Regions from separate parts of the Homo sapiens genome. Here all the other regions are linked to region 4. A link is a loop called in an ENCODE intact Hi-C map of the cell type or tissue named here. Cell type or tissue: heart right ventricle. All regions are shown on one strand. Links, peaks and the distances in the headings refer to the core of each region. The heading gives the core; the rest is flanking DNA.

Region 1 (5,838 bases), core at 866-4,865, 85 kb after region 4:
TCTTGCTTTTTTTTTTTAATGGCTGCGTAGTATTCCATGGTGTATGTGTAACACATTTCCTTTATCCAGTCTGCTGTTGATGGGCATTGAGGTTGATTCCATGCCTTTGCTATTATGAATAGTGCTGTGGTGAACACACACGTGCATGTGTCTTTAAGGTAGAATGATTTCTATTCCTTTGGGTATTGCCCATAAGGGACTGTTGAGTTGAATGGTAGTTCTAACTTAAGTGCTTTCAGAAATCTCCAGAGTGCTTTCCACAGTGGCTGAACTAAGTTACATTCCCACCAGCAGTGTTTAAGCATTCTCTTTTCTCCACAACCTCGCCAGCATCTGTTATTTTGTGAATTTCTTAGAATAGCCACTCTGACTGGTGTGAGATGGTGTCTCGTTGTGGTTTTGATTTGCATTTCCCTAATAATTAATGATATTGAGCATTTTTCCATATGCTTGTTGGCCATGTGTATGTTTTCTTTCAAGAAGTGTCTATTCATGTCCTTTGCCCATTTTTTTAGAAGCCTTTCTACACAAGAAAACCATACTGATGTTGGTGGAATAAGGTGATGGTTCTAACTTAGAAGCAAACCGTTAAGACCATGGGGACTTTGGGTTTGAGGGGGCAGAAAATGTGACGTTATCACTACAACATCTTCAATGGCTGTTCTGTTCCTCCAAGAATCTTGGCATGGTTGTTGGATAACATCTCCTGAGAGTTTAGATGAGATGAGAAGAGAAAATATTCATCCCTAATATTATTCTCTTCCACTGGCCCAAAGATCATAGGCCAATTCACAATTATTCATATGCTCTGAAAGATACCACAGTAAGCTATAATTTGACTGAAGTAGTCAGGGGCTTTTTCGTGCCTTCCTGGTTTAATCTCTTGTCCTATTTGTGCATGCACAAGTCAGCTTCCTAGGGGAAGAGAGGAAATATTTTTTCTGTCTTTTCATATCCCTAACACTGAAGTATTAGGCATTTTTGCATTTCATGGGTTAGGAAGGTGAGTTCCGTGTGGGTGGACAACTGATATGGTTTGGCTGTGTCCCCAACCAAATCTCACCTAAAATTATGATAATCCCCATGTGTCAAGGGTGGGGCCAGGTGGAGACCATTGAATCATGGGGGCAGTTCTCCTCATACTGGTATCCTGATAGTGAGTAAGTCTCACAAGATCTGATGGTTTTATAAAGGGAAGTTGCCCTGCACAAGCTCTCTTGCCTGCCACCATGTAAGACGTGCCTTTCTCCTCCTTTGCCTTCTGCCATAATTGTGAGGCTTCCCCAGCTATGTGGAATTGTGAGTCCATTAAACCCTTTTTTTCTATATATATTATCCAGTCTTGGATATGTCTTTATTAGCAGCATGAGAACTGACTAATACAACCACCATGCAAGAAGAGAGGGAATCAAGAAAGTTCTCATTTGGCTGTTCTGTCTATAATTTATCCCTATTTTTTAAGAGCTATGGGCCAGGCGCGGTGGCTCATGCCTGTAATCCCAGCACTTTGGGAGGCCAAGAAGGGTGGATCATGAGGTCAGGAGATCGAGACCACAGTGAAAACCTGTCCCTACTAAAAATACACACAAAAAAATTAGCCGGGCACAGTGGCGGGTGCCTGTAGTCCCAGCTACTTGGGAGGCTGAGGCAAGAGAATGGTGTGAACCCAGGAGACGGAGCTTGCAGTGAGCCGAGATTGCGCCACTGCACTCCAGCCTGGGCGACAGAGCGAGACTCTGTCTCAAAAAAAAAAAAAAAAAAAAAAGAGCTGTGGCACATGGATAAAGATGATACAAGAGAGTTGTAATGTGATTTCAGGCAATCAGGAGAAAAAGGAGACAAACAAGGAAAGTGAAAGAACCCTGACAGGGCTTCACAGAGAGATGGAGCCAGGAACCTCCGTGGAGGGAACAGAAACCACCACAGAATCAGAAAGCTGAATGGCTTCCCTGGGGTCTGCAAGTGAGACACCTTAGAAGGTGCCAGGGCTTATAAAAGACAAATTCCATGTCCCAGACCTTGTAGCTTCAAACGACCTCTCTAGATGTCATGATGTCCCTTCAAGACCATTCTAAATACATAATTATCTCCTACAGAAATAAGAAAATTACAGTTTAATAAACTAATAACTACAAAAATATTTATTTTTACTTGTTGTTTTGAGACAGAGTCTAGCTCTGTCACCCAGGCTAGAGTGCAGTGGCAGGATCTCCACTCACTGCAACCTCTGCCTCACAGGTTAAAGCAATTCTCCTGCCTCAGCCTCCCAAGTAGCTGGGATTACAGGCATGTGCCACCACACCCGGCTAATTTTTGTATTTTTAGTAAAGACGGGGTTTTGCCATGTTGGTCAGGCTGGTCTCGAACTCCTGACCTCGTGATCTACCCACCTTGGCCTCCCAAAATGCTGGGATTACAAGCGTGAGCCACCGTGCCCAGCCCAAATATCTTTTTTACATTCTTCATTCTATGGCCAAGTCTACAACTACAGAAGAGTTGGAGTATCAACAAGCTGCCTAGCAGCAAATAGCCACAAACACAGAAGTGTGTCCTTCCCTTCTCCCCAGACCCATCAACAGATGGTCTTAACCGAGTGTTCTAGAATCTCCTGCATAAATGGCATTCACCCTTCCTCCATGTCTTCACAGCGACACAGACACTAGCTGGAACGGAAATCCTCTGGGAGGCAAAACTTCCACTTCAACATTCCACTTCGAGTGCCAAGAACAGTCCCTGACTCTGGAATAACGGGTCACTGCTATTTCGCAGAGCACTCGGTTGCTACCATGTGTAGGACAAAAATAAAAGCACTGAACACCTTAACTCTGTCGCCCTCACCCCCCCGAAATTCCCTCATTCTTCCTTGCTTCAAGATTAACGTCCAAGCAGCAGAAGCTACTGGCCTAATTTTGAGCCTGACATTTGACTATATGCATCCTATAATACACACTGTATAATTTTTGCTCTTATCCCCTTGTGCAAAGTGATTGAATCGAAACATTTTAATCACCAGCCTTTTAAAATAATCTGTTGTGTTTTGTTTTACTTCTAGACACTTGTAGGATCTTTCTGACCCCGGTGTTCTAACATTTTATGATGCTGTGTCTTGGTGATTGCTTGCATTCATCTTAAACAGTAAAAACCAGATTGAAACAGAGGACATGAAACAGAGGATGTGAGCAAGACACGGGTAATTTTTAAAACAAACCTTTTAGAACCGTCTCTTACAAATGTTGTGTACAGGTAACATCCATCTCTTTAAACGTTAATGCAAGGAAAAGTGCATCCCCTATTCCATCAACAGCAAAGATCACGTGTTAAAAATCTACACTGGTGTATCAACTATAGACAATACATTTTGACTCCCAAATGAAGGAAAAAAAATACCATTCTCTTTTACATTTTAACACTCTTACATTTTCCCTTAGATGTTTTCCAAAGATGAACTAGTTATCTTTAAAAATTTTTTGTAGGCTGGGCAAGGTGGTGCACGCCTGTAATCCCAGCACTTTGGGAGGCCGAGATAGGAGGATCACTTGAGGTCAAGAGTTCGAGACCAGCCTGGCCAACATGGTGAAACCTCCTTCTCTATTAAAGATACAAAAAAAAAAAAAAAAAAAATTGGCCGGGCATGGTGGCAGGCGCCTGTAATCCCAGCTACTCAGGAGGCTGAGTGAGGCAGGAGAATTGCTTGAACCCAGGAGGTGGAGGTTACAGTAAGCCGAGATTGTGCCACTGCGCTCCAGCCTGGGCGACAAAACCAGACTCTGTCTCAAAACAAAACAAAACAAAACAAAACAAAACAAAACAAAAATGTGTAGCTAAATGAGTTGTGACAGAGACTAACTGTCCCCCAGGGCTTTTTTCCCTCCCTTCTTTGTTGTAGGAAAAGCAGCCTCCCCATCCCAGGGATTTTAGCAAGGAGGAGCCCCACAGCTAGGGAGTACCTTTCCCAGTCTCTTTGTAACTAGGTAGGGCCTGGTGGAATCCCAGGAGACCGAGTTTTGCTAGTGGGAGGTGAGCTGCTGTCCCCAGCCTCTCCCTTTCCCTCTTTCTTGCTGGGCAACCTGGAGGAGAACCAGCCTTCCACCATGCAGACATGGAATTTGGAAGAAAGAGCAGTAAACTTCTAAATTAACTTGAGCCACAGCATTTTAGGGCCTTTTGGGAACAGCAGTTGTAATCCTAACACATAAACCACACCATCAAAGCCCTCACATCAGCTGGAAGCAAAAATCCCTCAGGAAAAGGGGAAATTTTGAGAAAGAAAAGTAGAGAATCCATGAAGAAAGGATAAAAGGGACCATGAAATTTAGAAGGAGAAAAGAAACCCGCAAAAATGACCAAATCTCTTTGTTTTTAAAAAACACTTAAAAATCTTTATAGTGTTTGAACATAGTATTCACATGTAGGTAGCGTAGAAAGATGCCCCTCTAAATGGAAAACAGCTTCTTTTGTTAGCAGAAAGAGGAGATAAATTGGGAAACTAAGCAGGCAAGCATCTCAAAAAAAATTAAATTTGATCTAAACATACTGTACTTTGATGAGGAAGGGCCACGGCCAATTATGGTAATAGAATTTTTAATTGACACTTATTTGCTGGTTAGTTATTCATGTCAACATTCACCCTGCAGAATCCTTCATAGAAATTCACCCAAGAAGGGCACATAAATACATACACTTAACTGAAAAAACCATTAACGGTACTTACAAATCTAAAGATCCATTTGGGATCTAAAATTAATTTTGATGGGCTAACAAATTGCACATTAGATGTAGAGATGAAAAATGTAAAGTACATACTGCTTTCTTCATTTCACAAAACAAATCTAATGAAACATTACTCCAAATAACAGTACACCCGGCATATAAATCATCATCATCCCTTCATCTCTACGAGTCAATCAAACATTTGAACAAGAAAAGAAGTTCTAAAAACATTTTATTTTCTTTGGAGCTTTTCAAAGGGTTTGGGTTGGTTTATGTTTGAGGGTGGTGGGAGAGGTTCGTGTGGGATCGGGGAGTTGTTTCATTTCGTGACGGTCTCGAAGAAGTTTTGAGACATCCTTTTCTAAGAAATATGTTGAACAGAAGCTGATGGCTTGACATCACTCTCTACTACAAAAAAATAATCACAGATGGTTTTAATGGCTATAACTTGCTCCTATAATCCATGATGGGCTTTGGGGGGCTCTTCATAACTACTGTGTAAATATGTCATTAAGGGCTTTTCAAAAAATTGACATTGTTTAATCAACTCTACTTAACAGCTCTGTTAGTTGAGAAGAGATCATCAGAAAAATAATTAGGAAAACCTTCAAAATCATACTAATCTTCAATTCTTTGATACTTCCTCTGATTAAATCTCCTTGGAAATACAGGTTGGCTACTGTAAACTCTTGCTGCATAACCTAAGAACATTTTAAAAGACAAACATTTAAGCCTCATGTTGTATAATCATTCTATCTTCTGTTGGATGTAACCAGATTTGTGTTCATCTTCAGAAAGCAGGCAGATTTTTTTTAAAAACTGCTTCCTATCCATCCTTTTTGAGAGAAAGGCAACTTCTCCAATACAAACGCTGTTTGGCTTGGATATAAGCTCTTTGGCACATTTCAGTTTCCGTGAATGGCAGGGAACCTGCCACGGTCATTTCTGCAGCCTCAGGCTCTCAGGGTGTTCAAGTCCTCAGAAGTGGTAAGTTCCATGTCTTGTCACCACCATGACAAGGATGAGACCTCCAAAAAGGACATTTGGATGAGAAATGGAGAGAGTCCTGGTCACAGAGATCCCAGGTCAAGGATGGTCACCCACCCATTCTCCACCTCTCTGACTCCG
Region 2 (5,838 bases), core at 1,204-5,203, 73 kb after region 4:
AGGCCTCTGTCCCTCCCTCAATGCCTGGCCTAGCACAAGGATAGGTATTTTCTTCTTTCTTAAAAGCCTTCTCAGTTAATATTCCTCTGTGACTTCTTTGGTACTTGTATTCTGACACAAGTCCTCCAGCCTACCAAGGCTTCATTATAAACCATGTCATTGTAAAGAAGGAAAAATTACACTGTGAGTTCTAGCTCAGAATTCCCCCATAGGCTAAGACCTTCTCTCTGCCTTTCATCACTCGATGGCACACACCATTAATTCTCAACACACTGTCTAACCAGGAGTCTGTTGATGGGTAATTTTTTAATAGGGAAATCATTCTCACTATCCACTGGGACAGGAAAGCCAGGTGAAAACTGTGATCAGCACAATAATCCTGAAAGACAACCTTTAAACATATCTATCCAATTATGCTCTTGAATCTAATGGTCTTTACCTTATAAAGACAGGATGTCAGAGTCGGAAAGTCATTTTAGTTCATTAAACCCAGGCATCTTCCCAGGAGAGGATCAGAGACTAAAAGGCATCCCCACATGCAGAACTTTTCAGAAGAGCACCTGTCTCCTGCACCCACCACTGCCGCCCTGTCCACTGTGGTGGTAAAGATCCTTCCTCTCTTCCTGCGCCCCCAACACTGAGAACTTGCAAGCTAGTCACATCCACTCAAGTCACAGATGAAGTGACTGACACCCAGAGAAGCATGACTTGGGCTTCACATGGGACCCTGTGCGCATCACTCCTGTAATCCCAGCACTTTGGGAGGCCAAGGCAGGCGGTTCACCTGAGGTCAGGAGTTCAAAATCAGCCTGGTCAACATGGTGAAACCCTGTCTCTACTGAAAAAAACAATACAAAAATTAGCCGGGCGTGGTGGTGCGCCCCTGTATTCTCAGCAACTCAGGAGGCTGAGGCATGAGAATCGCTTGAAGCTCAGAGGCAGAGGTTGCACTGAGCCGAGATCATCACACCATTGCACTACAGTCTCCTGGGCAACAGAATGAGACTCTGTCTCAAAAAAAAAAAAAAAAAAAAAAGGAAAGGTGAATGGTTACAGCTCTTCCAGACCTACAGGTCATCTACCGCCGAAGTCATCTGCGGAGTGATGGTCACCTATGGAGGCTACTGGTATTGGCTCTTGGTACCAATGAGCCACTGGGTTTCTGTGTGTAACTGCAGTTTATTGTAGGTTTCTACAGCTGAGACTTTTCTACTTTATTCTGTTTCTTGCAAGTGTTTCAGTGGATGAACTTCAATAAGGCTGAGAAGAGTGGCTAAGAGAGCATCTAAATCTACATCCAAATGAGAGAAGACGCTACGAATGTGTGTTAATAAGACAAAAACAGGGCTCACCCAAGGCTTGACATAAAAGACATGCAAAAGGGTGCTATTCATCAATAGCAATTAAAAGCTCTACTATTTATGCATATTCTTTAATAGTTTGCCTTAACTGGGGAGGGAAGGTGCAGAAAAAGGAATTGTTCAATAAGTTAACTTTTTAAATTAAACAGACATATTTATTTGCGCTTGTAAAATAACAAATGTTTGAGAAATTTTTACAATGTTCACTTCCTCCCCGACCCAGCTTATAAAAATGCTTTTTATTAAAACAAGCCAAAGTGAAAACAAGTCTACTGGGCCCATTGATTTCATTCTCCTAGGAAAAAAAAATTATTTCACTAAAACCTAAATATTTCCATTAATGTCCATGACAGAATTGCAAGAACAAACACACAAATAGAGAACCAGTCTGAGGTCACTATTCACAGCACAGCACTGGGTGCAGGCAGCACCTTGGAAGCCTTAACAAAGGAACTCAGAATAGGCCAAAGAGAAATTACACAGTGAGTCTAATGGAGATGAGGTTTTTCTTTTTTTGTTTTTGAGACGGACTCTTGCTCTGTTGCCTAGGCGGGAGTGCAGTGGCATGATCTCAGCTCACTGCAACCTCCGCCTCCTGGGTTCAAGTGATTCTCCTGCCTCACCCTCCCGAGTAACTGGGATTACAGGCGCACACCACCACGCCCAGCTAATTTTTGTACTTTTAGTAGAGATGGGGTTTCTCCATCTTGGCCAGGCTGGTCTCAAACTCCTGAACTCAGGTGATCCGCCCACCCTGGCCTCCCAAAGTGCTGGGATTATAGGTGTGAGCCACTGCGCCTTGCCAGAAACAAGTTTTTCTGATCATACTTTAGCTTCATGAGAGCTTTATCAACTTGAGAGATAAGGAAAAATAGAAGACTAGCACAAATAAAATATGGGTAGAAAAATTCAGATATCTTTTGAGCCCAATAACTTCTTCAAATAAAGGTTTAAGGACACACCATAATGCCTGGCATATTACAGGCACCTAGTAAATATCTGGTGGATGAGGATAACTTTGAGGCTTACCTTTTTTTTTTTTTTTTAAGGGACAGGGTTTCACTTTGATACCCAGGCTGGAGTGCAGTGGCATGATCATAGCTCACTACCACCTCGAATTCCTAGACTCAAGCAATCCTCTTGCCTCAGCCTCCCGAGTAGCTGGGACCACAGGTGTGTGCCACCATGCCTAGCTAATTTTTTTTTTTTTGGTAGAGATGGGGTGTATTAGTATTTTCTCACGCTGCTAATAAAGACATACTGGAGACTGGGTAATTTATAAATGCAAAAGTTTTCATTGACTCACCTTTCACATAGCTTTCTCTCTCTCCCCCACTCCCTACACGGCCTCCCCGCTTTCTCTCTCTCTCTCTCCCCAACACCCCGCAAGGCCTCCCCACCCCAGCTCCCCACAGGGCCTCCCCGCTTTCTCTCTCCCCCACTCCCGCTTTCTTTCCTTCCTCCCCTTCTTCTTTTGTTAAATATCGTCTTTCTTTAAGGCTCACACTAGGAAGCGCTGGTGTTGCAGAAACACGGGAAGGCAGGAAATGAGTTTGGGAACAAATAAGTAAATAAAATCTGGGGAAAGCACACATCTAAAGCACTCTTCACCCTTCACAGTTTATCTGGGGAAACTTCATATTTCAAACGTATTTTGTGAAGTGGGCCTGACAAAGCAGACACACACACCGGATGTGCTACGCGACGGCTCTTCCCCTGCCTCCGACAACAGGGAGTTCATCTCAGGACACGACAACTCATTGCTGACGATGGGAGCAACATGATGGTCTATCAAGAGGAAAAAGGCAAGCGTCATCCACAGCCGGCCTGGCCGCTGACAGCCAGGCACCGTCACATCCACCTGGCCTGGAGAACCAGGCTCAGAAACCCACCGTGCAGCCTCCGAGAGGCCACCCCCTCCACCTTCCCAGTGACACAGCCAAAGCCACCACCAGGAGCCTGATGCTCAGACACACAGTTCGGCCTGCTGTGTGCTGCCTTCCGTGTCTAAGAGGCTGCCTCTTCATCAGCTCCCCATCACAGCTAACGAAACCTCTTTGGAATTAGCTCCCAATCCTTAACTGTACCAAAATGGAACAATACAGGAAACGAGAAGTGTCATTAAACGGGGACTAGAACACTGTGTCCCTGAGTCCCACAACCAGGACCACAACAGAGTGTTTGTTCCTAAAGGTTCCTGATCATACTCAGACCTTATAAGTGAGCTGCTCATTAAAAGCGGGACCTGTCACCGATACAGACATTAACTAAAGCATTATTCCATGAGAGGCAGGGTAAAAGGATTTCCGTGGCTCTTGACAAACCCACTAACGCAGACCCGGCCCAGTGTCCCAGCGCTCTTCCTCTGACTTGCCGTTTCCCACTGTCTGCAATTGTAACTCGAGTGCTTTGGGCTGCCTTGCGGAACTCAGCTTCATTTGTTAACCTCCCTACGGAGCTGAGGCCTGCACTGCATCAGAGACAAGCGTGAAGTTCCAGGACGACAGGAATAAAACCTAGAACCTGCCATCCAGGAGTTTACCAGGGAAATGATCACAGAAATTAACACCTGAAACAGGCCTGACACAGCCAGACAGAAGCTAGGGAGGAATTGAGGCGGGAGCATAAATCACCAGGATGCTTTAATGTTCAAAAGAAGCCGGAGGGGGGAAAAGGAATCTATTTGGGGATTTAGGCAAAGTTTGGGAGAAACTGATCTTTTTCTATAGTGGTCAAATTCATAGAAAGAGAAAACAGAACGGTGGTTGCCCAGAGAAGGGGGTAAGGACTGGGAACCACGTTCAACATGTAGAGAGTTTCCAATGGGGGAGAGGAAAGCACTCCGGCCCATGGTGATGGCTGCACGACAACGTGAATATAATTAATGCCACCAAACTGTACAGTTAAAACTGGTCCACATTGCAAATTGTATGTTATGTCTATTTGACAATTTTTAAAATCCAAACAAAAACCATGACCCAACTTCTTACAATCCAACTATATCACACTATCTTAGGAGGCATCAAATGCAGACGCAGCTCACCGGTATAATCTATAGAACAGCATTACTTGGTGACCCCAACTGCTACTTGCTTCTGGAGTAAGCCTGCACCCCCGGTTGCTATGGAGAATCTGCAGACCACCACAATTAAAACGTCCAATAAATTTCTCTTTCTCAAAAAAGTAACACCTTAAAAGATATTCAGAAACAGAAACAGAAACACACACACACACACACACACACACACACACACACACAACCATATACATAAATTGCACAGAACACTTCATATTAACTTAGAAAAGAAATCCATCCTGCTCTGTTGTATAGGATTGGTGACGTCCTCTAAATGAGCCAAAATCCAATCCACATCAGAAATAACACTTTCTGTATCTCAGGCAAAAGACACTACATTCTGTGGACTGTAACGTAACAAAGGATTAAATCTGAAAGCAACTGGCCAAGCGTTCTCACAATGGCCTTCTAACCTAATTGTTTTAGTTATTAAATCTATCCTCAAAATATTTTTGTCACTAATACCATATGGCATGATGTATAACTAAGGCCCTTCCAATAGACTCAGCCACTAAAAAGAAAAAAAAAGAAAATACCTCAAAGGAAGGACAAACACTTCTTTAACAAATATTTTACTGGCTAGTACAAAGTATCAGGCAGCACAGAAAAACTGAAGTACTTAATATTTCCACCCATCTTAACTCAGTTCCAACAGTTTTTAAAATCTTAAATCATTTGTAAATTAAATATTGCCTTGAAGTAATAAAACGCTGTAAAATATGTTAATTGAGTCATAAAAGCCTACTTTCCTGCATAATTATGTTTTACTTTTCTCCTCACTGATTTCTTTACACTAGAATTAGCTAGGATTCTCTCTGGATACAATAGTAATACTTGGCTCCTGCAAGAGTTTTACAGATAGTAAAAGCCCACAGCTGACCGCAAAATTTCTAGACTGGCTTGCCTAAGAAAATCAACACTCATGGGTCTTCATGGCAGAGCCACACCACCAAACTTCAAGGCAACTTTTGGAGAATGTTTTATTTATCTTGCATCATATGAGCAAATTAAAATGAGGCAGAAGAATGAAGAATCACTGGAAATGAGATGTAATGAGATATCAGGATAAGGCTGGGCACAGTGGCTCAAACCTGTAACTCCAGCACTTGGGAAGGCTGAGGCGGGAGGATCACTGAGCTCAGGAGTTCAAGGATGCAGTGAGCTATGATCATGCCACTGCATTACAGCCTAGGTGACACAGGGAGACCCTGTCTCAATCAATCAATCAATCAATCAATCAATCAATCAGAGAGATCCGGATAGTGAATGACTAGGGAACTAACATTGGGGGAACTGAGGGAGTAATCAAATGAAAAATGTAACAAATTTATGAGAAGGTTAACAGGGAAAGGCCACTGAGTTTCACACTAAGAGAACTGCTGGAGACCAGAACATGCAATT
Region 3 (5,494 bases), core at 1-4,000, 49 kb after region 4:
AGAATTTCCATCCACTAAGAAGTCATTAAAAAGAAAACTACAAGCCACAAACTATTAAAAGCAAGAATTTCTGCTATAATATCACATATCTGTTCCTGAAAAGTGTCCCATTTTGCAAATATGAGTGCTGAAAATAAGACAGCTTATTAAAACTAAGGTTTAGGGAAGAATTCTCAAAGCCACATAACTTACAAAAATAGTAATAATCCTAACATCCTCACCATAACATTAGCATGTAAGCCAGGTGCAGCAGCTCGTGCCTATAGTGCCTGAGACTCAGGAGGCTGAAGCAGAAGGACTCCTTCAGTCCAGGAGTTTGAGACCAGCCCAGGCAACAGAGCAAGACTCCATCTCTATAAAAACATTTTTTTTAAATTAGCCAGGCCTGGTGGTACACGCCTCTAGTCCCAGCTTCTTGAGAGGCTGATGCCATAGGATCATTTTCAGCCCAGGAAGTAGAGGCTGCAATGAGCTATAATTGCACCACTGCACTCTCCAGAGCGATGGAGAGAGAGACCCCATCTCAAAAAACAAACAAACAACAACAAAAATTTAGCACCTATTAAAAGGCATGTTACATACCTAATAAATACTACAATAAATTTAGACCTTTTCCTTAAAAAAAAAATTGAAAGGTGGAGGTCACTTGATGGAGAGAAATATAAGGAAGGGTTGAAAATGCTACATTAATGGGGCCAAGGACAAATGTCCAAGGATGCTGGAGATGGGGACATAAAACTTCCAAGAAAAAGCACATGACCCAAGGTCACCAACAGAAAGAATGTAAGGTGAATGGCAATGTGATAGTCCTGGCTCCCCTGCAGCTCTCTCATTTCAGCTGTGCTAAGGTAGCTGGTGATCAGCGGCTATTACTTGATGTAAAACATTAACGTGCTGGGGAAGCTACCGGGAAAGTGGGCCCACTTTTACATTATGCAGACATGAATGCTGTACTTACCAGTTACACATGAACTCTCTCACACTACAGAAGCCTGCACAGTAAACAATCAACTGATTCTGCAACACATAACTAATGCCGGATCAATAAAGAACTACAGACCAGTAGAAAGAAGAAAAATGAGCAAAGACACTTACGCACTTCCCAGAAATGGATATCCAAATGGCTAGAAAACATGTGAAAGGATCCTCAAGTTCAATGGTCATGACAGTTAATTTTATGTGTCAACTTGACTGGACCACGAGGTGCCCAGATATTTGGCCAAACATTATTCTGGGTGCATCCGCGAGGGTGTTTCCGAAAGAGGCTAACATTTGAAATTGTAGACTGAGTAAAGTGGACAGCCCTCCGTCATGTGGATAGACCTCATCTAATCAGTTGAAGAACTGCATAGAACAAAGGGCTAACCTTATTCCTGCAAGGAAGGGGGACCTTCTCCTGCCTGAATGCTGGAGCAAGACGTCGGTCTTTGTCACTGTTATGAAGCGGCTGTGTAAACATTTGTGGACTGACCAATATCTGTTCACATAATCCATGTCAGAGATTGATGGTCTCATCAGCCAGGTACACATTGTCCAGGTCTGCTGCCTCTCAGTTAAAGCCACAGGGCTGATTCTCACCCGTGAAAAGTGAAGCTGTGCTTTCTCCAAGCTCTTTCTTTCCTATCTCCAGCTGAATGCAGAGGAGGACGAGGCCTGACAAAGATGGCAGGGCCCCAGGATAGAAGATAGCTGGCACATGGAACGGGGGTGTATAGGAAAAGCTGTCTGTCCCTCACATTGGACTGTGACAGGATCAACAAAATTAAACATCACAGCATCAGGCCCTGAGATGTGCTGACCTGTCGCAGCAGCTACTGAGGCACCCTGAACCTGCCCTTGTTACTTACCCTACTACATTTTTATAAGGGAACATATATGCTCGCCTTACTCTCATGTTAAAATAGTAATTCAGTAAATGTCCTACGCATAGCCTCTTACATCCATAATAATCCTTTCAAGAAAGGAGGAGGAGGAGGTGGGTGTCTGTAACAATGAAAAACCAAAGACAATTCAGCCAGAAAAACCAGTAAAGACCAAAAGACCTAAATATGCCCTTAGTAAGCCCAGAGATGGCTCCAGTCTAGACCAGGGTTTTTTAATAGTATCAGCACTATTGACACTCTGGACCACATCACTCTGTGTTGTAGGGGACAGCGCTGTATTCTGCAGATGTTTAGCAGTACCCCGGGTCCTACACACTAATGCCAATAATACTGCCTCCAGTTGTGGCAACAAAACTTGTCTCCAGATATTGCCAAATATAACCTGGGGAACAAAATCCTCCTTAGTTGGGAACCACTGGTTTAGAGAGAGCACCTGGTGAACAGTTTCAAACATCTATATTAACTTGATGCTGTCTAGCCAAATGTCACATGTTGATTCGGTACACAGAAAGACCTCTCCGACAAGGACACATCATGCTGTCCCACGCCAGAGGGGAAATGCCCAAACCAGAACAAGGTGCAAAACCGGGCATGAATGCCAGGCGCTGAGAACTCCATGTCCCAAGATGCCGATTCCAACTGCTGGGATCTCATGCCACGGTTAGTGCACCCCGTGCCCAAGGCACTTACCTTCCTGAGCTGAAAGGTGAACTTTGTTTCTGTCCTACCTCCTCAAGCAATGAAAGAAACAGACAGTGATAAAGGGTACATCTAAACATTTTAATACAGTAGTCCATTCTCTATCTGTTCTAATGAGGAAAAACAGTGATGAAATTGATGAAAGGGGTGGGTAACTCAGGAATCACTGACATTTACTTTTGGCAAAGTCTGTCTGATTTTTCCTCTTCCTAAATGGATCTTCTTCAGAATTTTCTTTTGCTAAGGCTCATATGAAGTTGCTGTGCATTTTCTGACTACATGCTAGCTCCATAGAGGAAACAGGCAGGTTTGAAAAAAAGGCTTCGTGTGCAAAAAATGTCAGCCAGGGCTAGACGCGGTGGCTCATGCTTGTAATCCCAGCACTCTGGGAGGCCAAGGTGGGCGGATCGCCTGAGGTCAGGAGTTCGAGACCAGCCTGGCCAACCTGGTGAAACCCCATCTCTACTAAAAATACAAAAAATTAACTGGGCATGGTGGCGGACGCCTGTAATCCCAGCTACTCAGGAGGCTGAGGCAGGAGAATCGCTTGAACCCGGGAGGCAGAGGTTGCAGTGAGCCAAGATCGTGCTATTGCACTCTAGCCTAGGCAACAAGAGAAACTCCATCTCAAAAAAAAAAAAAAAAAACAAAACAAAAACAAAATAAAACAAAACAAACTAAACTGTCAGCCAGGGTTACAATTACAAAGTTTCCCCTAAAAAAAAAACAAACTGTTTCATTCTAAATCTTAAGATGTCCCATTATACAATCCATGTAATTGTACACAGAACAAATCTCTTCTTCCCAGTCTATCGAGCACCTGAATTACTAAGAACATAATTGCCCTCTTTGAACTTAACAAGATTAATCTAGAGCTAAACATTTCCAATGGCTATCTCTAGGTAGTCCATCTTTCATTGTGACATTTCAACAGCTATACTCTACTTTGCAAACTAACAGATTCTTCCATTGACGGCGACTCGGTATTTTTCTATCTGCAAATTCACCTGCTAAGAATGTAAAGTGATTTTTAAAGGAGAACTTGGCTAATAAATCTATCACATCCTCCATCGTCATCCAAGAGTGACTAACCCACTTGGGTTTATCTTGATTGACTTACAACTCTGCCAGCAGTCGCTCAGCTACACAGAGCAATAAATGATCTCCCTGCAAGCTGCTATGATTAATCACCACCCTTCAGTTAAAGTCAATATCCTACTCACGTCATGTTGACAAAAAGAAAAATTTGGTAATAAGAAATAGATTTCCTTTATCTAGGCTGAAGATATATAAATTACAATCAGATTATGTAGATAAAATACATGAGCTAAATTTATCTGCTGTAAATACACTTGTCACAGCCCTTCTAAATGCCTCTAAAAAAGGGGGTTTATTGAAGTGCCGGAGTTAGTGGGCAGTTGAAGAAAGGCCCGGGCAACAATTCCTGAAAAGGTCATTTGTAACTCATTCAAATTCTTTCTTTTCACTCTACAAGTCGCAAACTAAAAATCTCTTCATTTCCCTGGCCCAGAATGTTTTTACGAAGCACTTACAAAAAATACAGAAAACCAAACACCGCATGTTCTCACTCATAGGTGGGAATTGAACAATGAGAACGCTTGGACACAGGATGGGGAACATCACACACAGGGGCCTGTCGTGGAGTGGGGGGAGGGAGGAGGGATAGCATTAGGAGAAATACCTAATGTTAATGATGAGTTAATGGGTGCAGCACACCAGCATGGCACATGTATACATATGTAACAAACCTGCACATTGTGCACATGTACCCTAGAACGTAAAGTATAATTTAAAAAAAAAATTGCACCACCCTAAGGCATAAGCCATAGGCTTGTAGGAGTAGTAACGGCATCAACAGGGCTCTAGAGGTCCGAGGGAGCCGAGGCCACCACCCAACGCAGCCAAACTACCAACGGGTGAACAGCACGAGCACGTGATGAGTCCAGCAGACCATTATCCACATCTTCACAAGACAGAAGTAAAGCACAAGGGAGCAGCACAGATTTGGGGGAACAGGAATGCTGAGGCCAGAAGTAAAATACAGAATAAAATAGAGGAAAAGAGAATGACGAGAATCCAGAAATTTTGCCTTAGAACCCACATCCTGGACAACCGGCCGGAGACAGCCTCATGTTTCACCCACTCACAGGGGTTTGAACTGCACATAGTCACATAAACATCCAGCAATAATCAGCAAATCAGTAGACTGCAACTGCCCGGAGACCTCTGTTCTCAGCTTAATGGTCTGTTTCGTTTATAGCTATTAGTGATCTTCCTAAGGGGCGTTAGCGAATCACAATGGTGTTTACTGAACCCCCCAGAATAGAAAGTCATGCTGGAGTTATTTTTTCCCTTTAGTTAATTATAAAGTGCTGAAACTGAGATTTTAATTACTTACCAGGTAAACAGACAATATAACCTAATTCCAGAAGGAGAGGGACAGCATTTCAAAGTAAAAACTAGACAGATTTTCTGGGATTGGGGATGCTTCCAGGTTTGGCTCTGCCAAAGGACTGTAATGAGAGGATTGGGGTGCTCCATCCACCTCGGGAGAAATAAACTAAATAAAACACTGAGTTCTGCTCTCAGATATGACCTGCAGCCAGTATTCCCAGCAGCGTTATCCTCATAGCATCCACCACCTCCGTGCAAGATGCTGAGCCCAGAGCCTGTACATCCCATAAGTCATGAAGAAAATAAATTTTAAAATACAGAGAGAATAATACAATTGTTATACATAATAATATATATTATATATAATAACATATAACATTATTTATATAATAAATATAATACAATTGTTCTCAATTGTATTGTTCTACAACGCAATTGCACTGTGTATGGTAAAAACCTAGAGGGGCGAATATAATATTCAACATTGACTAAAAAGT
Region 4 (5,662 bases), core at 1,663-5,662:
GAAGTCCCTGCCTTGCCAGTGGTTGCTGTGCCTGGAAAGGGACAGCACCTGATTCAGGAGGAGTGAACCATCGCTGCGGGAGAAACACACCTGCCTGGATATAGTCATCATGAGTCAGCAGCAACTCATGTCTCTGGCAGGTGCCAAAGCTTCAGGGTGAACAGCAAAGTTCTTTATAAAATACAGTATACACGTGGCTGTGAGTATTAATCTACAGACAGCAATGGAGAGTATTACTAACAGAGAGACAGGAGAAAGAGAAGACAGAAAAGAAAGAACATTCATGTCTGCTGGGCCTGCCTGAACTTGACTCATCTCCACATTTACTTGAGGGGCTTGAAGAACCGAAGCTTATGCTTTTAAAATGTCACTATGTGGCTATCACAGACTCCGAAAATAGCTAATGCCTCTTCCCATCGCCACTTTATTAGATAAATACATCTCACATGATATAAAATTGTGAAAGATGAGGCACAGGGGAGAACAAGTTCTCATTAATTAATACAACAAAATTAAAATGTACTTGGTGAGGATTTTCATGTAAAAACAAAAAAGGCAGTGAAATCATCCTTATGCAGAAACCAAATTCTTTTTTCATTGAGGTAGGGTCTCTGCCACCCGGGCTGAAGTGCAATGATGCAATCAAGGCTTGCTGCAACCTCCGCCTCCCAGGCTCCAGCAATACTTCCACCTCAGCCTCCCGGGTAGCTGGGACGACAGGTGTGCACCACCATACCTGGCTAATTTTTTGTATTTTTTGTAGAGATGGGGTTTTGCCATGTTGCTCAGGCTGGTCTCAAACTCCTGGGTTCAAGCAATCCAACCGCCTCAGCATCCCAAAGTGCTGGGATTACAGGCGTGAGCCACCGTGCCTGGCTCCAGGAACCACATTCTTAACCTGAGTTCCACAATCAAAAGCTGCAGGAAATTCTCCCTCTGCAGCAGCAATCTCAGTGTCAACCTTCGGTCCTTTGCTTCTTCCTTTCGGCTTATTTGGATATAAAATAAAATAGACAAAAAACAGATATAGGATTCACCCTGCCCAGTTTTTTTAAGCAACAAAATCTTTTAGTGTATTGTACTTACACAAAAATACTGCACAGTATATAATTTTTTCAGTTCCAACATGCCAGTTTTTTGGTCCAAAGGGAACTCAAATATTGCATGTGCTTCTTTTCAAGGCCTCCATTAATCTGCATAATTTCTAAGACTAGGCTTCAGTGAAGTCAATGGAAGGTTTTAGTTAGTATTACATTCAAATTAATATATAATGAGCTACGCTTTAATTCCTCTATTCGTATCAGCATGCCAGGTCCCGCTGAAAAAACCATCCAGAACCATTTATGATATCATTCTTCTTTTGTTTTACCAATGACCTAGTGCTCAGATGTTCATTAGAAAATTACTCCCGTAATACTAGTTTCATTGAAAAACAGATATTAGGAGGCCAGCATTTATTAAATCAATAGTATTATGACATTTCAATTTGATCACACTGATTTCAATTTAGCCAGTGAAGTATTTGTAACAAAAATGTAATTTTAAAATCTATTGCTGAACACTAATAAGCATTTCTATTTTTTACTTACAGAGGTAAAGAGCGATTTTGTCTAGTAGCTGTGCATTCAATCAAGTTAAAAAATAGTAATGAGAAATTTAGGACCGTAGTATCATAGATCACAACCTGAACCACACAATTTACAACAGGCAGGATGTGGTGGACGCTGAGGGGGCCCCTAAATGCATTAACTCAACTGCTGTCATGGAAACATGACGCCAGCATGCTTCACAGAAAGAAGCAAGAGCTGGGAAGGCGCAAAACTTCTCCACCCAGCAGTCTGAGCTTCTGTTTTGCCCTTCCCAGACACCAACGTGGAGGCCAGTAAACACAGAGAGCTTGCAAACCCCTCTACGTGCTCTGCCACAAGTGGGAAGCCTCCCCACTGGAAAGTGCCCACTGCCAAGCAGCCTGGACTGGATCTAATAACAGCTTCAGTCTCCAGAGCCTTCCTCACACCCCAGCTGCCCTCGGCTCCCTCCATCAACCACTTCCAGGTGAGAAACAGGGATGGTCAGCCTCAACACTATTGGCCTTTGGGGGCCAGAATCTTTGTTGGGGGGCTGTTCTGCCACTGTAGGATGTTGCAACTGCATCTCTGGGGTCTATCCACTAGATGCTGACTGCATCCCCCACCTGGGACAACTGAAATGTCTCCTGGCTTTGCCACATGTCCACTGAAGGGCACATGCCCCTGGCCCCTGAGTTGAGGACCACTGATTCAGATTCGGTTAAGAGAGAAGTCAGGTATCGCTGATGAGACACCTGACCTTGTGGTCTCCTCCCCCTACACTTCTGATGAGCTTCCTCAGCATCAGTGGATTCTCTCTGCCTCTGTCTCCAGCATTAACTCACTCTAGTACCCACCCTTCAGCCCCTTGGTGTGATCAGCAGTGCCAACCAACCCTGTTAATTTTGACTCACTCTGATGCTGTCTCAGCAAGAACTGGAAATTCACACTTACATTTGTGCCAGTCTACACTGCAGACCCGGTGCTGCCAGTCTACACTGCAGACCTGGTGCTGCTGTTACCCTCCCACTGCCTCCACTTTGAATGTCTAGTGTATAAGATTCAAAGATGCTGTTATGAATGACAGCAATAACCATAAACAATGGTGACCACAATATGGTGGTACAAGAGGTGCTTTGCATGCACAGGACAATAACAATAACTCAAGTACTCCTTAACCCACTGCCTACTACCACTATGGCAGCAATGGGTTCTCTGTTTGCAAGGAGTAAGCAATCATTTCCAACCTACAGACAAGCAGACCAGTCACCTGAAATGGTACTGGTCCCCAAGGAAGCCTTTATCTATTAAAGGGCCTTCTCACACAAAGACCAGACAGAAAACCCTACTCGACCTGGTATAAACCATAAGGAAATCCATTATCTCACACAGCAAAGGGGTCCAGAGAAAAGGCAAGTGAATAGAAAAGCCTGGTGAACAGAGCCATGAGCAATGTCAGAAATGGCCTCGGTTCTTTTCATCCTCCTCCTTCCACACCCTAAATATGACAGCTTTCCCCAGTCCAGCTCCTCCCTTGTGGGCTCAAGATGGCTGCAGAAACTCCAGGCCTCTCAGGCAGAGCAAGGCCCCCTCTTCCCTATGCTGCTTCTTCAAAGCAAGGAAACCTATTCCAGAAACTACCAGCAGATGTCCTCATTTATTACTGACCCAAATTGGTCACAAATCTCTCCCTAAGCCAATCACTGACAAGAAAAATGGGGCCACTCTTCCGGCTTACACCACTGGTTCTAATTCTACACAGGCGGCATCTACCACATTCCCCAGTGCAGACAGTTATTTGGCAAGGGGCAGGGGCAGTTGTCACTTAGTACAATAAAAAAATCATCCTGGCCAAAATCCCAGGAGAGCCCTCGTCAAAAGCAACTGAGTAATAAGGAGTTGAGCAACATACTCCAGTTCAAATACCATACTGAATAGGCAACACTGAATACTCTCAGAATTCATTTTCTGGTTCTTTGTTATAATAATACTGAGTTTGCGCAGTCTTTAAATACCCCAGTTTAACAAAGAAACATTAAAAAAAAAAAAGTGTGGCCTTGGGTTTGAGGTACGTCTGTGCATCCTGGCTCACCCATGGTCTCTCTGTATGAGGTATGACTAGAAATTAACTTCTCTGAGCCTGGCAATTCCTGAACTTAACCAGTAAGACTCCTGTGCCTCTCGAGTCAGGTTACTGTGGGGATGTGAGATAGTATATGCACAGTACCCAGCACAAGGTCTGCAGCCCGTGGGTGCGAATCACTAGAAACGCTCACCAATTCACTGCAACACTTTCCAATGAAGAATGGTTTTTGAGTTCCTATGATTCATCTATGGCTTCAATTATGTTTTTCCTTCGTACCTTTTTATGCTATCCCGAAAGGTCTGAAAGGTTAATGCATATTCCAAAAACGTCCTCAAGGTGAGTGGCTTATCACACAGAAAGCCAGGGTTTGTAACACTCTGGCCATGCCTTGGCTCCCTGTCCCATTGTTTATAGACCTGCAGTCTCTCAGAATCTTCGGATGCTCAGCAATGACTGAGGATCAGGGAGTGCATGAATCAGTACAGACTCACAGGCGAAATGACCAAATGTTCTGATCCCTTTGCCGGGTGGGGGTTACGTATGCAGGCATGTCTGGATGGATTTACTTTTAGGAGAATCCAGATGCCGGCAGGGAAAAGAATAAATCCTGTTGTGATCTAGAGACTTTGCAGGTCACCACAAGTGCAAGATCTTGTTAAATATTAAGGAGCTTTAAAGCAGGTTTCCACTCTCCTAAACTGAGCCTTTCCTTTCATCAAGTTGTTAAGTGCAGGACATCATATATTCATGTAAAGGTTTATCTGACATGTTCGTGCTGGCCTTTCTGGTTATAAATGGCACTGGCGACAAAACTGGAGGCAGATTTTATCTTATCCTTGACTTTATGTCATTGAGACAGGCAGATTCAAAGTAGGGTGGCTGGCGGAAGGACGGAAGAGAGAAAGCTCAGGAATGAACAGTCCCCACACCTTTTATTGACACCCAGCAAAGTAGGCCAGCCTCCTCAGTGTGCCCTCCCTGGGGGCAGGGGTGACAGCGCTGAAGGGCAAGGCCCGGTGGCATGGCCACACCACTGGGCTCCCCTTATTACATGGGGTCCTCATTTTCCATTAGCTCTCAAACCTCTGAAGTCCTAAAGTTAAAAGAGAGAAGCTCAAACTTCTCTTTACATCAGGTTTCTCCCTGGAGCAAGTGTCTGTTCATGAAAGGCACTACGGGGCTTAAACGGGTGGCCTAACTTGCAAAAGGATTGGTGGTTTTTTAATGTTTTTTGGAGGGGGGATGGGGGAGCCACCTCCAAACAATTTTACCGTGGCTTAAATCCACAATAAGATCTTCTGTAGATAAAAGAATTATAATCTTTTCTTAATTATTTTTATTAATAGAGAATGGAATAGAAAATGGCCCAAAAAATAAAAAATCAGGCACAATGATCACTTTGAAATGTGTCTAGTTTTATAAACAAGAGATGTATCCCCTTTGCACACCTCCAAATCCCATACACCAATTACGCTAAGTTCATGCTAATATGATCTCACCCTCCCTGCAAGTTCCCCGGGAACTGGCAAGAGCCAGAATTATCCGCGGTAAGCAGAAGCCATTTGGGAGTGAGAACTCCCGGAGCAGATAACTGAAAGTTGACTAAATTCTTAAATTCTTAACGTTTAGGATTAAAAGCAAGTTGCTATCTAACGGACTGCAGACAGCGGAGCTCAGGCCCCAGTGATCAAGCAGCTGCGATGGCGAACTCTGTATAGATCTGGATTTTGCGATTTTTATAGTTACATTTATTGTTTGACCAATGTTGCCCTCTTTAGTGTGTCTCTTATAAGATTTTCTCCAATACTCATAAAAACTAGATGGCCCCGCTGGTCCTTTTTTGCCATGGAATTCATGTGCTTCAGTTCAAGTACCCAGAACAGGCAAAGGATCCCACAGATGAACCCCACCTCGCAGTTCTGTATGTTGCCAGGGACGGGTATTCAACGAACTGGACTTCTCTGGGGTTTTCCACCCAAAGAGATTCTGTTTAACAAACCTCTTCAAG

Evidence for each region. Peaks named below come from ENCODE experiments on the same cell type or tissue, not always from the same donor. Only the 100,000 strongest peaks of a DNase experiment are listed, where the experiment ranks them.
Region 1: a loop joins it to region 4, with 3 times the contacts of the local background. A loop is called at or near these places in 22 of 110 quality-filtered maps.
Region 2: a loop joins it to region 4, with 2.7 times the contacts of the local background. A loop is called at or near these places in 23 of 110 quality-filtered maps.
Region 3: a loop joins it to region 4, with 2.3 times the contacts of the local background. A loop is called at or near these places in 11 of 110 quality-filtered maps.

The regions. Positions count from the first base shown.
Region 1 is chr10:7,343,216-7,349,053 of GRCh38, forward strand. The region is part of intron 4 of SFMBT2 (Scm like with four mbt domains 2); the gene reads right to left. LOC124902372 (a long non-coding RNA gene) reads right to left here. Exons shown (of 2, transcript XR_007062049.1): 2 at 4,926-5,838. Among named protein-coding and RNA genes, the nearest start is that of SFMBT2, 65 kb to the right of the region's middle. In heart right ventricle, for the core only: no CTCF peak of the experiment used is centred there; a DNase peak (open chromatin) is centred at 2,726; H3K27ac peaks cover 1,273 bases.
Region 2 is chr10:7,331,002-7,336,839 of GRCh38, forward strand. All of the region lies in intron 4 of SFMBT2 (Scm like with four mbt domains 2), which reads right to left. Among named protein-coding and RNA genes, the nearest start is that of SFMBT2, 77 kb to the right of the region's middle. In heart right ventricle, for the core only: no CTCF peak of the experiment used is centred there; a DNase peak (open chromatin) is centred at 3,220; H3K4me3 peaks cover 707 bases; H3K27ac peaks cover 2,308 bases.
Region 3 is chr10:7,307,835-7,313,328 of GRCh38, forward strand. All of the region lies in intron 4 of SFMBT2 (Scm like with four mbt domains 2), which reads right to left. Among named protein-coding and RNA genes, the nearest start is that of SFMBT2, 100 kb to the right of the region's middle. In heart right ventricle, for the core only: no CTCF peak of the experiment used is centred there; a DNase peak (open chromatin) is centred at 2,480.
Region 4 is chr10:7,257,355-7,263,016 of GRCh38, forward strand. The region is part of intron 7 of SFMBT2 (Scm like with four mbt domains 2); the gene reads right to left. Among named protein-coding and RNA genes, the nearest start is that of SNORD129, 73 kb to the left of the region's middle. RefSeq lists an enhancer at 1-652. In heart right ventricle, for the core only: a CTCF peak has its summit at 3,217; DNase peaks (open chromatin) are centred at 1,985 and 3,347; H3K27ac peaks cover 2,271 bases.